Linked DNA regions of Mus musculus: all the other regions are linked to region 3. Evidence: chromatin loops called from intact Hi-C (ENCODE). Cell type or tissue: left cerebral cortex. All regions are shown on one strand. Region 1 overlaps Grid2 (glutamate receptor, ionotropic, delta 2). Region 2 has its middle 620 kb from the start of Gm22212. Region 3 holds the start of Grid2 (glutamate receptor, ionotropic, delta 2). Region 4 overlaps Grid2 (glutamate receptor, ionotropic, delta 2).

Region 1 (5,000 bases), 1.4 Mb after region 3:
TTACAGAGCTGAGCATTGCCTAGGAAAGAGCACCTGCTGTGTGGTTGTGGAGACATTCCGAGTACAAAATGAGAGCCCAGTGACCCATGAGAAATGATAACGGCCATTCAATGTGTACCCATAGCTTGCTCCAGCCATTTTTCATTTATTTTACTTGAATCCAAGTGTTCAAGAAGTCGGGTGGAGGGATCCTCGAGCAGCAGACAAGCTCACCCGGCCAATCGGAAGCTTCTGCATCATCACCATGCTTCCATCCCTGCAGTCCTCACTCCTGAGGGTCTACACTCGCTTTCAGGCATGGAAAGCTTAGAGGTTCTACTCAAACTACCAGCTGGTTACATCACCATCTTCCACTACTTTTGCTAAAGGGACCTCAGGCTCATTATACAGAAATATCAACTTAACAAACCCAATAAACAATCTCTTGTTATAAGCTTTTTTTTTCCTTCCCTCTGCACAAAATGAAGCAAACAGGGGAGGAAGGCTACGTCCATTTGCTTTTCTGTCAACTGTAGATGTTTCTTAATAATGTCGCATGTCAATGACGCAGGGACAGCTGAAAGCAGCCTAAGTTTGTTAGTCATGATGAAAGAACACCCACAGGAAACTTTTTCTTTTATTTATGGTTGTTACAAGTGTACAGCACAAGCGTGCTTGTGGAGATTAGAGGATGACTTTGTGGATTTTATGCACTCCCGACTTTCCAAGGATTCTGGGGATTAAAGTTGTCCTGCAAGTTTGCTGAGCCATCTCATGAGCCCTGAAAGATACATTTTAAAGGTAGAAGGACTTGATTTAACTTGTAGTCCATGGTTAGCTGTCTACATTGTTTGTAGACATGTGGTGAGGCAAAATATGGTGGCAGAAGTACATGGAAGCAAAGCTGCCCACCTCATGCTGGTGAGGAAGCTGGGAGAAGATGGGCAAAGTACCCTTTTCTAGATATAGCTCCATCAAATCACTTCTTCCACCCATTGATGAGGTGCAAATCACTGCGTCCTAGCACCACTAGCGAGGACCGTGCCTTCATTACGTGAGCCTTTGGGAGTATGCTGTATATGCAAACCATAAGTTGCAGATGCAGTTAGTATGTCTAACCTCATCAGCATCACAGCTCAATTGCATGTGACTCCATAGCAATCTCATTGACCATATATGACTGACAGAGAGCCAGACTTTAATGCAGGCCCACAGCAGTGAAGGCTTGGGAAGCAGGGAGAAGCTGGAAGAGTTAGGGAACATGCTATTACAGCAGGGGCCAATCATGTTAAACCTGCAAAAACTTACATGGATAAAAGAAGTATGCACTGTCAGTGAAGACAATTGTTTTTATATTACTAACAATATAATCAGCAACTGAGTTCCACCCCTCGATTGCTTACCTCATTGCTTCTGGCCAAGATGCAATTTAGGATTTGATCTTAAAAAAAAAAAAAAAGGCTCAAATGCTCATAAAAAGAATCCCATGCTCATAAATGACTGCACTGCTTCCATCTTGCCTCTCAATTGGCCTGTTGCTGGCACACGTAAGTGTGGAGACTTCGGGTTTAAACCTATACTGGTTTTGTTTTTATATATTTTCTTGTCAGTGAATAAACTACTTTCTTCCTTTCATTTCTCCACATCATGGTCTGGTGCTCTAATGAGTCTCGCACAGTTCCGGGCAGTACTGGTTCTTGGGAGAAAGGTTTGTGTAGCATTATTGATTGCAGCTCTCTTGGGCGGGGGGACAGTGATTTACACGCTGCCTCCTGTGTGGCTGGGAACTGGCTGCACACTGACAAGGCCTTTTGTGGCATCCTCAGTTTCAAAAAGAGATCCAGCAATAGAGCTGGCTGCATTGAAATGAGAGTATCCTCACCGCAAGTCACATTCTATCCCTGGGTCACACTTGGGTCGGGAACAGGTGAGTGGAGACATGGCTAGGAGCACACTAAGTGGGTGATACTGAAATTGAGGCTGCTCCACCATCCTTACAGGCTATAACCTTGGCTCGACCTTCTGAAAGCTTCATGCTGTCACTGCTCTCTGCGCCAGACTTTCTCCATAGTGCTCCCAATGCTTTGAGTTCTGTCCTGTACTCAGGCTGCTGTGACAAAATACCACAGACTGGTTGTCTTAAAAAACAGAAATTGATTTCTCATAGTTCTGGAAGTAAAAGTGAAAGTGCTGGTCAATTTAATTCTTTGTAAGGACTCTCTTACCACTCTTCGGGTGGTTGACTTTTTGATCAGGGTAGAGGTGGATCTAATCTTATCAAGAGGATCCCACCATCATGATCCCACCTAACTTCTATTAAAAGGTACCCCTCCAAAAAAATCATACTGGGGATAGGGCTTTGCATGAGATTATGAGGAAAGAGACATAACATTTTATTCAGCTATATACACTAGAATTATGTCTATATTTTTTAACAGAATATCAAATTTAGGCGTGTGAAATTAGGCAGCACTGTAAGTGTGAACTCAACTACTGCACAAGCACAATTTAGTTCAGAAAATAGAAATGAAAGCTCTGGAGAAAGGATAGTATATGTTGACACAGGCCTGTAAATCAGCACTCAGGAGGCAAAAGCAAGGGGACTTGAGTTTGAGGGTAACCCTGACTGATATCCCAAAACAGAAACATTCTTAAAAAAAAAAAAAAAAAAAAAAAAAAAAAAAAAAAACCTAGTCTTTATAATGATTACAAAAATAGCCAGCCTCTACTAAAATGTTGCCTCGGGTCAGCGAGCATGCTGAGCACCATGCACGGGCAACATGACAAGACATCGATCAGAAGAGCTGATCCTCTGAGGATCCATGTTACTTAGTCTGCATGCGCTAGTAGAGCACTCTCTGTGCTCGACTCTTTCAGTAGTGCTTGAAATGCTTTGAGTTCTGTCTTGTACTCAGGCTGCCATAACAAAATACAACTCTCAGAAATTAAAGGGAGAGAAATCTATCTGCCTAACTTTAATATTCCTGATCTCAAACAACACAGTCTCCTATTCCAAAAGGAATCTATCTTTAAATTATTTTCCTTCCTTTCAATTTACCAAGTCCTTATCTGTTCCTTGCTGACAATCTCTGACTTCTCTTTAGTCATCAATCATTTATTATGCATGCCTTCCAGCCATACAAAAGATTGCAAAAGTTAAATCCATATCTATTTTCTGTCTGTGTATACTCCTCAAAACACCTAGAAGCAGCCATTGTAGTTTCAGTTTTTTGTTGGAACACATCCTGATTCTTATCCAAACCACAATTTAAGTTGAAAATGTATTTAGGGCACTAGAGCTAGCAAATACCACAGCTTATCAAAACAGCATGATGTCAAGTGTTGGGTATGATGCTGATAAGACCACCATAGGGTAGAAAATAGGATAAAAATAGAACTCAACAAAGATGCTATTAGTGATGAGATCTGATGTCCTCTGATGCTCTTTGATACACCTCACAAGAGTATGCCTACAAGAAGCCTTTGGGCAGACCTGAAGGAAAACAGAGTCCATATGCTGTGGTAAGATCTCAGAGTCCTAAGAACTTTGGCCAATGCTCTCAGGCTATAATTATTGACATTAAATGTTATTCTCTTACTTATCCCCCCTCTCTATCCCTCCCCCTGTGTGTGTGTCCCATCAAAGACAACCTCAAGTGTGAGTCCTTACTTCTACCTTTTGTAAGACATGTTTTCTTGCTTACTACTGTATGTGCCAAGCTAGATGGCATGTAAGCTTGCAGGTATTCTCTCTCTCTGACTCCCACTTTGCTCTAGGAGCTTTAATATTACAGACAGAGCCTACTCTATCAGCTTTACATAGGTTCTGAAAATTCTAATTCAAGTCCTCACACTTGTATAGCAAGCGCTGAATCACTTAACCACTCCCTATTTCTTATATACTCTACCTAAGGTATTCATCTAGCACAAGCTCTCATATGTAAGCTCTACTGAAAAGCCAGACATTTATAGACCATCAGAGACTCCCACTACCATAGACCCTGGTTCTTCAGATGGCAAGGAATTCAGTTCCATATTTTTGTGTCCACTGACTCATGCATGTTACAGGTCCTATATCAGGGCTCAGTAGATTAGCATGCCTCTTTTTCTGTTAACCTGTAGGAACATATCTTCAAAATGTAGTCAGCATAATCTCCTAGAATATAGCTGCTCACAAAGATAAAGCCAATTTGATGAGAGCCACGAATAGGGTTGATTCTCACATGACCTTTGTTGCTATGGTTGCAGGTTTATTTATTGTACATGGAACGCCATTATTTGAACTGATCTATGTAGCATGAGTTTTACTTCAATGATTTTTTTAATGAAAAAGCATTATCCTCTTATTTTTCTCATCTAGAAACAGCATAAAGATTCCTTAAATTTTACTAATATTACGAGCATTTAGGGATCTGAAATATAACCAAATATACAAATGGGAAATTTGTAGCTCTACATTTATTCAGTCAGGTTCTTATCAACATTTCAGATCCCTGCAAAACTGAGTTGCTTTCATTTCTAGTTCACCCGAGGTTTTGAGCAAATTTGAAAAGCTGATTATCTCTAGTTTAAAGTTGAGAAATACTAGAATTTTCCAAGGCCTATATTTGTGTACATATGGGTATAGAGAAGACAGCCACTTAGTCCCTCTGGCAGTTGTTATCAGTACTGAATGGCTCTCAATTTTTTACCAAGCATGTTCTCTGAGTTATTGGAGCTTCATATAATACCACGCAGTAAGTAAACATGGCCATGCACACAGGTTTTCCTTTATCATGGAAAGCAGCAAGCAGCGCTCATAAGCATCATAGTACTGTAGGAATCACCATCCCTCTCAGAACAGTGATGTAGCCACACCACCTCATTTTATCCAGCCACAGAGACATCAAAAAGATGGACTACTGCCTCTATACAGGTTGGAAATTTTTCTTTCTAATAACTACTGAAAACTTCATTCCTGTAAGCAGCCAATCTTGCTGGTTGAAGAAAATAGATGCATTATCTGAGGTAATAGATAAGTC
Region 2 (5,000 bases), 680 kb before region 3:
CTTGCATTTGCCTACAAATGGAAGTAGACAATCAGAAAAACCCAACAAGAACCATCCCTTCTATAAATAGATCAAGCTGTAGGATAATACAGTACTCTGATATTCTCTCTCTCTCTCTCTCTCTCTCTCTCTCTCTCTCTCTCTCTCTCTCTCTCTCTCTCTCTCCCTCCCTCCCTCCCTCCCTCCCTCCCTCCCTTCCTTCCTTCCTTTCTCTCTTCCTTTCCTTTGGCTTCTTCAGATCATCCTCTAGCGCTTGTCTTTCAATTCTTCCTCCTTCCCTTGAAATAGACCATGAGAAAGAATAGTTCTGTGACACACTAGGTGATCTTACTCACAGAGCCCTGGGCTTCATTACCAACTGTGAGGGGGAGTCTATTAGAATATTTGTTTCAACGAGTTTGGCTCTAGAAAACTATTATATTGTAAGCTAAACAAAATTTCCTGCATCTAGCCTGATTTATCTCATTTTCCCTGTGCCTAGCCCACAACAAGAAGATTTCTGGAATAAATATTCAGCTTTACATTATCAGTGAAATTAGCCAAATTTTAAGGATTTTAATGATATGAATCAGGAGAATTTTGAACCTCTCTAGTCTAAAATTGATTTACAGTATTGAATTTCATCATTCCCCTTGAGCAGTTTCCTCAAATTTATTATCACTCTGTAGTATATTTTTGTAATCTAGATAGGAAGCAAACATGATAAATGCAACATGGATTTCTTCTTGTTCAAACAGGGTTACCTTGTAGGCTTTCTGGATTGAGGCAGCCCAAGTGGAAATTTAAATTCCTATCATATACAGAAAAATAAACAGAGAAAACAAAGCATCACACAACAACAACATAAACAATATAAAAGGACTTAGAAAGCCATGGCATTTTTAGCTTCTCTAGACTTCCACAAATAGAAACCAAAACAAAAGCAGGGGTTCCCAGAGCATGATGAGACAGAAATAGAAGTGGATGAGTGTGGATCAATTCTGCCACAGATATTGAAAAATGAGCATATAGATGCTACTAGAAAGAGGAGAGTACACATCTCTGCCTGGTCCCCACCCTACCCTGTAGACCCATCCCACCTCAGATGTTGCAGATGCTATGGGCAGCAGCTTGTCTAGCACCTGTCACCCTATCCTTTGGCTCCCAGTTAAGATCTGTGCTTTCACAAAATGGCCTCTCTTGCGGCAAATTCTTCTGAGCTTCCTAGGTCTATCCATCTCAAAATGTCAGTTCCCAGTGTAGTTTGTGTAGTGTTGGAGACACATGACTGGCAAAACTGCAAGTCCCTTTAGAAGCCAGTAAAAGTTTTCATTCAAAAGCATGCCTTCAAAATAAAACAGAATTGTCATTGAGGTCTTATACTCCATCCTTAGCCTGTTATGAGAAATTGCAGTAAGGTTGCAGGTGAACACGTGATGGCTCCGAAACAGCAAAGCAGCAGGCTCCAGCGGTGGGCGTGGCAAAACGATTGAGCGGCAAGCTCCACCCCTGAGCAAGCAGGTTTCAGGCTGGGGAGGGGAGGCTACAATTGACCTTATCACATGGCAACAAACCTCATCCAAATCTTACATGAAGGTTGCAGCTATTTTGAAGATGCTACTAACCAAGATAATGACCAGTACATGTGGCTATGGGCATAGTGATGGGATCACTTGTTAACCAAGTCACACAGTTGCTTCTATTTTGATGAGGTTAACAGAAAAAATGGTGTGAGAAAGTCACATGACTATTTTCTGCCTATGGTGAGCTCAACTACACAATAAAACAAACACATTCCCTTTCACACCATGCATCCCTTTGAGCTCTACAAATGTTGTAGATTAAGTGTTGTTTACAACAACAACAACAACAACAAAACACACAAGTAATATTAACATGGATATAGCAAGAGAAAATTTCCTCAGTTAAGTTGCTCCAAAATACCAATCCAAAGAAATAGAAGCAATTCCATGGTCTTAAAGTAACAAATGAAAGCTCATATGGATTATCACAAACTTTGATTGTGAGCACCAAATGATGGAGTCTGGGTTTTATTTAACTCTGGCTCTCAGCTCTGAGGTCTATGGTATTGTGGGAAGGGAGATCATGAAATAAATAGAACGACTGTGATGGTGTGTCTGGTACCCATAGGTGGCGATATTGCTCTGGGAGTATATCGAGGGATTGACCAAGAAGTGACTGGTGGAATTTTGTCCAACCTGAACGTTGGTGGACGGTGAACAGAGAGATCTGTGACTTTCCATGTTCTTAGAAACTTAAGACCCCTAAAAATCAACTCCTTATAAATATTTAATATTTATTTAAAACATTTGGCAGCTGTTGGTGGTGCTATTAACCAGTTAGGGAAGGAAAAAAAAAAAAAAAAAAACTGACAGAATACAATATAGACTAGAACCAAACCAAACCAAACCACACTTTTCATTCTTTCTCCCAAATCTTATCTAATTTCCCATGCTTTGTGAAGGAAATCCTGTGGTAATGGAAATAAGGGATAAGAGAGAGTATTCAGCACAGTATCATTTAGCTCTTTACCGTATGGATCCTTCAGTAAGAAATAAATGGAAAAAGAACCCAAGAAAGTGAAGCATTGTAAGAAACAGGCTATTCCTTTGCAGGAATGCAAAGTTCCTTGCCTGCAAACAATAAATCCAAGGCAAGAAAGATAAAGGTACATTCTGGAGGGTCCCCCAACAGGTCCCGAGATTAAATGTTTCCATTCTTTCTGGTGGTCCTTGGGGCTTCAGCCTCCCCCCCCCACTCAATACCAGATCATGTTCCCCTCTCTCTGACCCCCCAACCCCTTTTCCTCCCAGGTCCCTTCCTCCGCACTTGTGATTAGTTTCTTCTCCCTCCCAAGTGGGGCTGAGGTATCCTCACTTGGTCCCTTCAGCTTGTAGACCTTTTTGTGTTCTGTGGACTGTATCTTGGACATTCTGTATTTTTTTCTAGTATCCACTTATTACTAAGTACATACCATGTATTTCCATTTGGGTCTGAGTTACCTCACTCAGTATGATATTTTCTAGTTCCATCCATTTGCCTGAAAAACTCAGGATGTCCTTGTTCTTAATAGCTAAGTAGTATTCCATTGTGTAAATGAAACACATTTTCTGTTTTCATTCTTCTTTTGTGGGACATCTGGGTGGTTTCCAGGTTCTGGTTACCACAAATAAGGCTGCTATGAACATAGAGTAGAACATGTTCCCCTGTGGCATGGTGGGGAATCTTTTGGGTATATTCCCAAGAGTGGTATTGCTGGGTCTTCAGGTAGATCTATTTCCATTTTTCTGAGGAACCTCAAGATTGATTTCCAGAGTAGTTGTATCAGTTTGCAATCCCACCAGCAGTGGAGAAGTGTTACTCTTTTTCCACATTCTTGCCAACATGTGTTGTTACCTGAGGTTTTGATCTTAGCTATTCTTATTATTGTAAGGTAGAATCTCAGTGTTGTTTTTATTTGGATATCTCTGATCATTAAGAAATTTGGACATTTCCTTGGGTGCTTCTCAGCCATTCAAGATTCCTCAGTTGTGAATTCTCGGTTTAATTCTATACACTGTTTTTTGATTGGGTTGTTTGGGATTTTTTGGTGGTTAGCTTCTTGAGTTCTTTATATATTTTGGATACTAGCCTTCTATCCGATGTGAGGGTTAATGGAGATTTTTTTCCAGGACTCAAAGGGAGGGAATCTAGATGGCCCTACAATGTGGAGAGGGAACTTGTACAGTCCACTTCCAGAAGAAAGACAGGGCATCTAGTGAGGGATAGGGTTGCTATACCACAGACAAAATTCTGATCCATAATTTTTCCTGTCTGAAAGAACTGCAGGAATGGAAATGGAGAAAAGCCTGAGGAAAAGAAGGTCCAGCAACAGGCCCAAAGTGGAATCCAGCTCAATGGGAGACACCAAGGCCTGACACTATTACTAAGGCTATGGAGTGCTCACAAAAAGGGACATATCATGACTGCCCTCTGAAAGACTGAACAAGCAGCTGAAACAGTCAGATATTTGAACTGCTGGCTCCTGTTGTTGAATTAAGGAAAAGCTGGAAAAGTTGAGGAGAAGGGTAGAGGGTGACTCTGTAAGAGGACCAGCAGTTTCAATTAACCTGGACCCCAAGATCTCTCAGACACTGGATCACCAACTAGGGAGCATACTCCAGCTGAATGAAGTGTAAACCCACTGAATGAAGTGTTTCTATGATTTTTGTAAGCATGTTTATGATTGATGTGTAAAAGGACCAATCTTTTCTAAAATTTAATGTTGCATCCTACCATAGGTTGAAAGTTTTGAACATTTCTAGGTTTTGGTGGAATCTTTTGTACAATATTAAAACATCTGCAAATAGGGATAATTTGACTTTTTTTTCTATTTGTATCCATTTAGTTGCTTTTTCTTGTCTTACTGCTCTAACTAGGTCTTCTAGTGTTATATTAAGAAAAGCATGTTCATAGTGATATTCCTGTCATATTACTAATCTGATTTTAATGGTATTCAAGTTTCTGTTCATTTAGGAAGATGTTAGTGGGAGGCTTGTAATGTATAACCTTTATTATGTTAACATATTTTCTCTCCTCATATTTTCTATAGAAATTTTGTCATGATGTCATGTTGGACTGCTGTCAAAGGTCTTTTCAGCATCTATTATGATGATTATGTGACTTTCGCTGTTAAATCCATTTATATGATTTTGTAGACTTATGGGATTACATCTGTTGAAGTATACCCAAACTCCATATGATCATGATATATAACTTAGATGGATGTCTACATTCAGCATGTTTTTTTCCTTGAAAAATTTTGCACCCACCTATTCTCATCATGGATATTGATTTGCAATTTTTTGGTTTCTTTTATAGCTACCTGACTTTAGAATTAGAGTAATTCTGGTTTCATAGGAGTTTAGAACTTCTCTTATTTCTACTTTTTAATATAATATGAGAAATATTGAATGTGGTTGGTTAAAAGCTTAGTAGTAATTCTGCTGTGAATCCATCTG
Region 3 (5,000 bases):
TGTGTCACCCAAATTTCTTTAGATGCCCAAGTATTAGAATAGTGGTTCTGAACTATGACTACCTCTTAGGGGCACTTACAGAAGTGGGTTGGTTATAAATGCTAAGCTTTGGAGTTTTTGACTTAATTATACTTACACAAGCCCTTTGCAAAGAAGCACAGGTGTTCTTGTTTAGTTCTTGTTTCTTTGACACAAACTAGAGTCACCTGGGAAGAGAGAATCTCAATTGAGAAAGTGCCTCCAGATTGGTCTGTTGAGCATGCCAATATAGCATTTTCTTAATTTATAGCTGACATGTAAGGGTTCAACCCTCTGTCTAGCTTGCCACTTTAGGCAAGTGGGTAGCTCTGGGTTGATTAAGAGAGCAGACCCAGAAATCTGTGAGTAGGAAGCCAGTAAGCAGCATTATTCTATTGCCTCCAGGTTGTTGATTGACTTACTGTCCTGGCTTTCCTCAATGACAGAGAGTTAAAGACATGGAATTATAAGCCAAATAAACCTGCTTTTTCTGTTCAAGTTGGTTTGGTTTAGTCAATGTTTTGTCACAGAAACAGAAGGTACATAAAGGCACCTGATTATTCTATAGTGTGTTTATGATAGGAAACTACTAAATGGAGGATTTTGGAACAAATGCAATATTTTGTTTACGGTACATTAAAAGAAGTTTCTAGTAGATTATATGACCACAAATATATTTAGTTACTAGTTATCTCTAAGAACAGCACTGAATAAGGTTAGGATGGGATGACACAATTTTGTTCGAAGGTTTCAGCTATCAATCTTCTTCTAAGATATGATATTGCTGTGTCCATCTTAAATGATGACTTCCCAATTTCTCCTGATAGAACACACAGTGAGTCACTAGCTTTTAAAATGAACCATAGTCCTGTGTGGACATACACCCGTTTTTAAAAATTCATCATCTGTATCAACATTTATGGAAGTGCATCAAAATACTCTGAATAGTAGATGACATCAATAATAACATGAAGATCATCCGTATTGAATTCATGGTGGGGAAATGAACAGATGATGAAAAGTGATTGGGAAGTGCAGTCAGTGATGGCTTCCTGGAAGTACTGGTTTGTTCTAGATTCAGAAGAATTGAAATTCAACAACTGGGGCTCTGTGCAAATCAATGTTATCCAAAACATGTGTATAAGTCCCAACCATCAGTGAAGACATTGGTGAGCTCATTTTAAAGTAGTGTTTCTTTTAGACTCCATGGAAGACTGCATTGAGAGCCTAGGAGATGGGTGGGATTATTTCATACTCAAGGGTCGGGCAGTGTTTCATGAGTGACAGGTTTCTGCTCTTGAGGTGCTGAGGGACTTGAATGACTTTATTGTAATCCATGAGATACTGTTGATGTGAGCAGCAAAAGAACAAAACATTTTCTCGAACGTCCAGGGATGGAATTTACAAAATGAAGGAAAGTTAGGATATTTCAGACGCGAGAATAGGCAACTAAGTCAAATCATCAAGATAGTAGAAAAGGGGTCAGTGAGGAAACAGGAACAAAAGATCTTAGCCAGATTCACAATGAACTTGGGTTCTGATATCCATCCCCCAGGTAACAAGTTTCCCAGCCAGTGGACTACGTTTGTAATTGAAACAGTATCAGAGCTGTTAATAGCTGACCTCAGTTACACACTTGATTGAGTTAACAGAACCCCCTTCTGCAATAAGATGGAAGGATATAAACTAGTCATTAGAAGTCACCAAGAGCAGGGGTAAAGCTTGCACAAAATCCCTTCTTTTAAGGCCGGGACCTTACCTTACAGTGCATCTGCAGGCTCCCCAAGAACAGCAAGTAGCTTCCCTGTGGCTACTTAACTGCACAGGTGATTAACTTAATGCAGGATTTTGACGACTGAGGCTGTTTTGTTTGTTTTGTTTTATTGTCCTTAACATTTTTAGATATATATTTGAATGTCAAGACTGTCTGTTTTCTAACAGTATATCAAAATTCTTTCTGCATTTTGATTGCCTTAAAAACACCAGAGACCGAAAGGGGGGGGGGGGGAGCAACCCACTGTTTAAAGGTAATTAGCACGTTCTCCGCTTTTTATAACTTTATAATTGAAATCTCATTAAAAGCTTTCTAGGTCTTCTTTTCCCTAAGTGACTAGGTGTCCCTAATTTGTTCTTAGCCAATGTGACTAATTCCAGACGACGCCTAGAAAAAAGTCCGGTACCTGTTGGGGGATAGCAAGGTTAAATAAGTGGGGTGGCTTTTTAGGTTGTTTTTATAACCTACGGGGAAAAACAAAAACATCCAAAAAAAAAAAAAAAACCGTCAAGGCAGGTGGGGGACTTCACTGCCTTCTCTTTGAGTCCTGCCTTTCTCAGTCCGGGTGAAGATTCCCAGGGAATTGAGAGCGCGGTTTTGTTTCTCCCTTGTATTGCAGATAGGGGGAGGAGGTGGTTATTAGAAGCTCTTCCTCTCTCGGTTCCCCTCTCCGCCTGACAGCACCGCTCTCTTGCGGACTCGCTTCTCCTAGGTGATCCATTTCTAGGCAACGTGGGGCTGCAGCGGAGCTTGCCAGGCTGCTGTTGGCTTCCCGCATCCCGCCAGGCGAGCGGCTCGGGAGCATCCTGCAGCCGCGGCTCCGCGCGCCGGCCTGGCCCGCTGCTCGCTCCCGCCGGACTCCCCCGCCACCGCGCCCGCCGCGCCAGCTCCGGGGCCCGTCTCGCGCCGAAGGGGAGTATTCTCTGCATTACTAGCTGCATTACCTTCAAGTTCACTTTTGCCACCCCTCCCGAAGCGGACCTCCCCCTCCCCGCTGGAATCTGGCGACTCCGATCGCATCTTCATCCTCGCTGGTGGCACTGAGAGCTGGCCGCGAGGCGCCACGACCGCGCACGGCCCCGGGTGGAGGGGCTCGGCGGCGGGGGAGGGCGCGGGCACATCCGGCGCGGGGGTGCCCAAGTTGCGGCGGAGCTGGGACCCGCCACCGCGGCCCCCGTGCGGCCACGGCCACCGTCTGAGCGCCAGCCTCGCCCCCCGTCCGAGAGCAGCCAAGGCTGGATACATTTTTTAAAAAGCCCAACTGCAAACAACTCTGGCAATGCCAAAATTCCCCTCCGAGTGACAGGGCTTGGGAGGAGGCTGCCTCTGGCTGTGCTAGCTCTCGGGTCGCCCGTGCCTCTTCTGTGACCAGAAAAGATTGTGCTGTAAAGAGGGATTTGGAAATTAGGGGGAAAGCTGCACTCAACTCTATCCTGACCTCAAACTCTGTGGACCGCTTAAGAGAATATCTACGTCTTGGAAGCAAAGTCGTGGTCAAGGAGGATCGGCATCGGAGGATGGAAGTTTTCCCCTTGCTCTTGTTTCTGTCCTTCTGTTGGTCTCGAACCTGGGACCTGGCGACCGCTGATTCTATCATCCACATCGGTAAGACAGGGCTTCTGTGGCTTGTGGCGACTTTCCCTAACGTTTCCTTGGCTGTGATCTCTGCTTCCCCACCCCCTCGAGCCTCCGGCTGCTGCCAGAGTGGCCTAGGTTCGCTCCCCTCGGTGCCCGCGCTCTCACGGGCTCAGCTTTCCCTAAGCAGTGACTGAGCCTCGCGGCGCGGAGTGAGGCCGTGTGTGGAGTGCGGGCCGGGCACTAGAGGCTCACGCCTGCCTCCGCGCAGGAGTGTGGGGAGTGTGGGGACTCCGGGTGTGGGGAGAAGGAAGTTTGATTGACTCTATCTTCTCGATTTTTCCCGGATGTACATTTGAGCCATTAAAAAAAAATCATAGGGGGTAAGGCTGGCAGTGGCATCCGCGGGGGAGAGATGCGGGCTGGGGCCGGGGGCGCTCCCCGCGGCTCGAACAGGTGGTTTTGCATCCTGAGCGGCCGAGTCCGCTGCGGCGATCGATGCGGACTCCCAAGCTCGCCGTCCTCTGCGGTTCCCGCGACTCGGAGGCTGGAGAGGATGGCGGGGCACTCGCTCCCAGTCCGGGGCGTGGGAGACGCCAATGCCGGCGCAGGCCGCTCCGGTGCCCGGCACAGACACGGTGGCCTCTGACAGCCATCTCCAGAGCTGCTCCCGGGCGAGCTGAGTCCGGGCGCCCCGAGGCCCCGCGGGTCGCCAGGCTCCTGGCCCCACCTATTGGCGAGCCGAGCGTCCGGGCAACGTGGCTGGAGCGGCGGGGCTCGAGTCATTATCATGCAGGGTGCCCGCAGCGAGGGCTCCAACTCTTCTCACTTGCTAATCCCTGAGAGCTAAGTGGAGACTGGCTTTTGCAGCCTTTTTTTTTTTTTTTTTTTTTCCGCGTTAATGTGATGATTTCCTTTTCGGCAATTCGCCCCCTGGGCAAGCAAGGTTCATTTGCTGGGCTGCAGTGAGGCCCCTCTGGAGGATTTTTTTTTTTTTTCTTTTTTGGGTACAGGAGTTTTATCAGTACAAATGGTTTCCTGTTCTGCAAATCCTGGCGACAGATGGGTCACAGCTTCTTTGCCCTTCTACCGTGGCGCGCGCGCGCGCGCGTACACACACACACACACACACACACACACACACACACACGTGGCAGGTGAAGCAGCTGCAGGTGGTAGTTACTTCCAAGCAAGGGGCTTCTGTCTGGTGTGTTTGTGCCTGTGGTGGACAGATCTTCAGCTCCAGGGGGCTCCCTCTTTTGGTATTATAGGCTGTCTTTGTAAACATGTCTGCCATTCTCTATCATTTATTTCAATGGGACTATATGTCTCTGTGCAAGGGGTAATGAGGTCACAATTCAGAAAGCCTTGCCCTTGTGCATTAAGAAAATGAAGCATTACATAGCTGGCCTTCTGGATCCCGTTTTGCCTGGGGCTTACAGTGCCTGTAGGTTCAGAACTTTTCAGGAAGAAATCTCATTGAAGGGTTCAGTAACGCTCTGATAAGAGTTTGGAAATGAACCATGCTTTTCGTAAAGACATGACATGAATTTATGTCCAGTTGTAAGTGAGTAGAGCAGGACCGGGGGTGGGATTGCTATGCCTTTCTTTATATTCATTTGATGACTGGGGG
Region 4 (5,000 bases), 1.4 Mb after region 3:
TTGCTACGGTTGCCTTAGTGACCTTTCACAACCTTTACAGATGTTAGCACCAGCCATGTCTAAGGATTCAACCTAGCCCATCATACCCCAGAACCAACAAAGGATATCCAAAGCCAAGGGACCAGCAGCTTTGTTTTCGCAAAGCTATCACAGTGCAAACCTCCACAAATCCAGATGCCATCTTGAAAAAGACCCAAGGAAGGAAGGGACCTAAGATTCATGAGCCTCTCAGATAGATGGCTATAAATCTAGAGATGTTTTACATTATTAGAGCCGATTAAATTTTAGATCACACTAAGCTAAATTTGGTTTTATCGCCCTATGCAGTGACTGTAGTCCTCAGGAGGAAGATGAACTAAAGCTATGCAAAAGCTATGTTTTCTTTGTATGCCCAATGTATACTATGAACAAGTTTATAGTCCCACTATGATTGCATTGCTTTGTTTAGGGGAAGCCTGCAGATGGCCATTTCTCTAAGCTTCTTAACAAATCCCTGAGAAATAAAAGAACCAGACAGTCATCCTTTCAATGTGTGTGTGGGAAGCAATGTGTGGTGGGGGGAGAAATGTGTTGGACAGACCTGCATTCCAGGTGATGTGGGTCACAAAAAAAAAATCACTCAATCAGGACAGCAATGAGACTGTAGTGAATGCAGAAAATGTGTGGCATTCCCACTCTGGGTCAGTGTCCCTCTGCTGTGGAATGAGATGGGGAGGGGGGAGGAGCAGTGTCTGTCATCCTTTCCATGATGATAGCTTTTGTCTCTAGAAAGTAGGAAAATGAAAAACTCTTGCATTCAGTTTAGGGTTTGTTTGTTTGTTTGTTTGTTTGTTTCTAGACTAGTAGAACTGACTTAGCAGGCAAGTGACATTTTTTCCCCTCAGATAACCGGAGATATTGTATCAAGGCTCCCTAGGAACTTAGCAAATGGCCATGATTCCCATGAAACTTGAAAGGCCCATAACCTGCTGTTCTCTGCAGGTAGGGATTGGCACGCACCTCCCATCCACCACACCACCACCACCCCGAAACCTCTCTCCTTACAAATAAATTGATCTTGGAAATCAATGCCTAGAGTAGATGTTCAAGGTGGTAAGTGATCAATGGGTTAGAGAAGCCCCACACTGAAATGAAGCTATTATCTTCAAAGTGAACAAACCGCTTCTTTCTCCAAGGCCCTGAACAGGCAGACTGCTTTTATTTGAATATGAAAGGAGGGCCGGTTGCTTCCCAGCCTTCTCCTGCAATTTGCTCATTTGCATCAAGGTTCTCATGATGCCCAGCTGAGCACGGAACCGGTTTCAAACTGAACCTTCCAATATTTTTGCCGCTCAGTGAGCGTGCAAATATTTGAACACTTGGGAAAGGAAAGAAATGCAATGTTCTTATGAGTGAGTCCATCGTGTATTCTTTTTTGTTTTTTCTCCTTGCATCCTAAAGTAGAAATTCCTTTTATTGAATTTCTAGCAATTCGAAACAAAAAGTATGTAGTAATAGTAACAATAGCAATTTTTTATTGCTTTTATTTGTTTACAGTCCAGTCGTTGCCTCCCTCCGGGTCCCCCCTCCCACAGTTCCTCATCCCATTCCTCCTCCCACCTGTCTCCAAGAGGATGTCTCCACTCCTCCCCCACCAGGCCAGGCCTCTGCACTCCTTGGGACCTCCAGTCTCTCAAGGGTTAGGTGCATCTTCTCCCACTGAGGCCAGACCAGGCAGTCCTCTGCTGTATATGTGTCAGGGCCAAGTACCAGCTCGTGTATGTTGCCTGGTAGATGGCTCAGTGTCTGAGAGATCTCTGGGGTCCAGGTTAGTTGAGACTGCTGGTCTTCCTATGGGGTTGCCCTCCTCCTCAGCTTCTTCCAGCCTTTCTCTAATGCAACCACATGGTCCCCGACTTAAGTCCAATCATTGGGTGTAAAAATCTGCATCTGCCTCAGTCAGCTGCTTGTTGGCCCTCTCAGAGGTCAGCCATGCTAGGCTCCTGTGTGTAAGCAGACAGCATAGCATCATCAGTAATAGAATCAGGCCTTGAATCCTCTCCTTGAGCTGGATTCCAAGTTGGGCCGTCACTATACCTGCTTTTCCTCAGTCTCTTCTCCTTTTTTGTCCCTGCAGTTCTTTTTGACAGGAACAATTCTGGGTCAGAATTTTTGACTGTGGGATGGCAACCCCATTCCTCCACTTGATGACCTGTCTTTCTACTGAAGGGCATTTCATCTAAGGTCTCTCACCTCCCAGTTCTCTCCTACCCTCTAGAGGTACTTTCACCTCCCACCCACCCCGGAGGTTGCATATTTCCACCCTGCTGGCCCTCAGGACTTCTCTCTTGTCCCCCATAATCCCATACCTGATCATATTCCCCTTTTCCCCTCACCCTTCCTTCTCCCACCCAGATCCCTCCCTCCCTCTGCCTCCTGTGATTATTTTATTCGCGTATTCTTAATGAAGAGGAATATGCCAGAACTGGTCTGAAAAAAAAAACAACAGACGCGCTCGCTTGGACGCACGTGTATGCTCAAGCGACAGAGAGTAAACACACACACACACACACACACACACACACACACACACACACAAGCACTCTGACGATCTAACCTAGCTTTCAAGCTGCACTCTCCTCCCACGTCCCAAGCAAGATAGCACCATCCATTGTGTGCTATGCGCGGGTCTCCTCAATTCTCTTTACAATGGCCCTCGAAAGAAAATGCGACTGTCATTACCCTGACCTTTAAAATGGCAAGAATTTTTCTCACTGAATTTCAAGAAAAGGTTTGAGCCATCTAATCGCGTATCCCAATCTAGAAGCTAATCTTGTGACTAATAGTTAAAGGAGTTTATGGCACAAGTGTCTGCTTCCTGCGTTTTAATCTCGCCCACAGGAAACCATGGTTGCAGGGACGCTTAGACCTGTGTGAGCCAATACTGCCACCTTGTGGAACTCTTTAGCATAACAGAAAATCCTGCTTTCCCTAAGGCCCAAGATTTTATTGTTAGATTCTTGAATTCACACACACACATACACACACACACACACTTTATATCTAAACGTCGAAACTCTCCTCTAGGTGTGCTTTCAAGTTCCACTTAAAAAAGTACTGTGAAGATTTACACGAATTCATTTCGTTGTTTTTTTTTTTTAAAGAAAGAAGTTTACAGTTTACTGACCTTACTCCAACTGCTCCTTATATAAAGTGTTTCTAAATGATAAAGGGGTATGATGAGACTCCAATGGAGCTTCTAGAAGCATTTAATAGGAAGGATGTGCAGAATTCCGGGTCTACAAGCCTTACCGTGTTCTATCCCGAGCCAGCCTGTATCCTACCTAGAATGTGGTGTGGCATGCTCAGAATGTGGCTGGTGGGTGACTGGAGAATTCTATGACTCAATTTCTCCATATATCTTTGAAGCAAGGGTCTTGCTACAGTGCCACAGCCACCTGAGCTGTGTCGTCGTGAGGTCTACCGAGTACAGAGACCTTTGTGGCTTCTCAGAACTTGAAGGGCTTCCAGACAGGACACTCCATTCTCTCCTTACCCTGTGGTCTTCACTTACTTACACAAACTTAAAACTCCACAACCAAAGTCTTCCCATGGACTGCATCTAACCCCATTAGAATTTAAATAGCTGAAGTATAATTTGTATAGTTTGACATTTGTTTCTAAGTGAAAATATTCCTCAAATATCAAGAAACACTGAGAGGCTGTGAGCCAACATAAGTGAATGGAACACAGGTTTCAGACGTGATTAAGGGAAAGCTAGGAGGTTGTAATCCGATCCTCTGTGAATGAGAGGACTAAAGCCTCACAAAGTGGAGACACTGGAAGTCCTGCCAGGTCGCTCTGCCTGAACGAACAGTCGAACTGTCGTGGTGGGGAATTAATTTTGTGCACAAGGAATGTTTGGCATGAGTCTCTCCTGAAATATTTATTGCATGGATGGATGGATTCATAGAAAATGGAATAAATTATAAAACGGCCTCAGTGAGTGAGAGCAGAGCCGCCATAGCAAAATTATGCATATTCAACCAATAAATGCCCGCCTGCACTCCAGGGATAGAGCAAATGGGCTTCTCGAGAAAACTCAGTAGTCACAGGTCACAGGCAACCGTGGAAGAAACTTCAGCATCCCAGACACTGACCAGTGTGATGATAGAGGGGCGTGGCTAGCGCTGGGGTCCTTGGTCTTCTGTATCCATATGCTCACGGAGTCATTAAAGATCACAGATTTCCTGAAAAGGAGAGATGTGTCTGCACTGAACTCATGAGACTTCATTTTTTTTTCTTGTCACTGTGCCCTAAACAGGACAACATAACGACTATTTAGATGGTCCTGTGATTTTTATATAACTGGAAATCAAAGGATATAAGGGGTGATATATGAGCAATTTGCTGTTGCTGAGATAAAACACCATGAGAGGGATTATGTGACTCTTGGTTGCAGAGGGATCAGAGTCCATCAGAGCAGGGAGGCAGGCAGCAAGTAGCAGGCATTACAGCAGGAGAGCTCCCAGCTTTAATTGCAAGGACAAAGCAGAAAGAGAACTGAAGAATGGAATGAGCCTTTAAGCTCTAAAAAGCTCATCTCGAAAGAGAGGCCCATTGGACACGCAAACTTTATATGCCCCAGTACAGGGGAACGCCAGGGCCATAAAAGGGGAGAGGGTGGGTAGGGGAGAGGGGGTGGGTGGCTATGGGGGACTTTTGGTATAGCATTGCAAATGTAAATGAGCGAAATACCTAATAAAAAATGGAAAAAAAAAAAAAAAAAAAAAAAGCTCATCTCCAGTGATGTACTTTCTCCAGTAAGGCCACACCTCTTAAATCTTCCCAAGGGATTCTCCAAATAGGGAGTCAAATGTTCAATCACATGAGCCTACTGGGGGACATTTTCACTCAGAACACCACAGATGGTGTGTATCTGGGGAAAGAGTGTTCTAGGTAGTCAACATGTCATCTTACGTAAGCGCCCTGAGTTTCCTCCAGCTTTGAAATCCACTGGG

The links. A loop is a pair of places that touch in the nucleus more often than their neighbours do. Peaks named below come from ENCODE experiments on the same cell type or tissue, not always from the same donor. Only the 100,000 strongest peaks of a DNase experiment are listed, where the experiment ranks them.
Region 1: it touches region 3 in a loop (3-fold over the local background); 5 of 42 quality-filtered maps call a loop at or near these places.
Region 2: it touches region 3 in a loop (3.0-fold over the local background); 2 of 42 quality-filtered maps call a loop at or near these places.
Region 4: it touches region 3 in a loop (7-fold over the local background); 6 of 42 quality-filtered maps call a loop at or near these places.

The regions. Positions count from the first base shown.
Region 1 is chr6:64,632,670-64,637,669 of GRCm38, forward strand. The region is part of intron 14 of Grid2 (glutamate receptor, ionotropic, delta 2); the gene reads left to right. Among named protein-coding and RNA genes, the nearest start is that of Gm35851, 94 kb to the right of the region's middle. In left cerebral cortex, no CTCF peak of the experiment used is centred here; no DNase peak of the experiment used is centred here.
Region 2 is chr6:62,574,265-62,579,264 of GRCm38, forward strand. No RefSeq gene overlaps it. Among named protein-coding and RNA genes, the nearest start is that of Gm22212, 620 kb to the right of the region's middle. In left cerebral cortex, a CTCF peak has its summit at 2,135; a DNase peak (open chromatin) is centred at 2,145.
Region 3 is chr6:63,253,548-63,258,547 of GRCm38, forward strand. It overlaps Grid2 (glutamate receptor, ionotropic, delta 2), which reads left to right and starts at 2,459. Exons shown (of 16, transcript NM_008167.3): 1 at 2,459-3,397. The coding sequence starts at 3,310. In left cerebral cortex, a CTCF peak has its summit at 2,424; DNase peaks (open chromatin) are centred at 2,667, 3,062, 3,452, 4,018 and 2 more places; H3K4me3 peaks cover 3,232 bases; H3K27ac peaks cover 2,282 bases.
Region 4 is chr6:64,647,180-64,652,179 of GRCm38, forward strand. All of the region lies in intron 14 of Grid2 (glutamate receptor, ionotropic, delta 2), which reads left to right. Among named protein-coding and RNA genes, the nearest start is that of Gm35851, 79 kb to the right of the region's middle. In left cerebral cortex, a CTCF peak has its summit at 2,930 (motif pointing left); a DNase peak (open chromatin) is centred at 2,875; H3K4me3 peaks cover 392 bases; H3K27ac peaks cover 331 bases.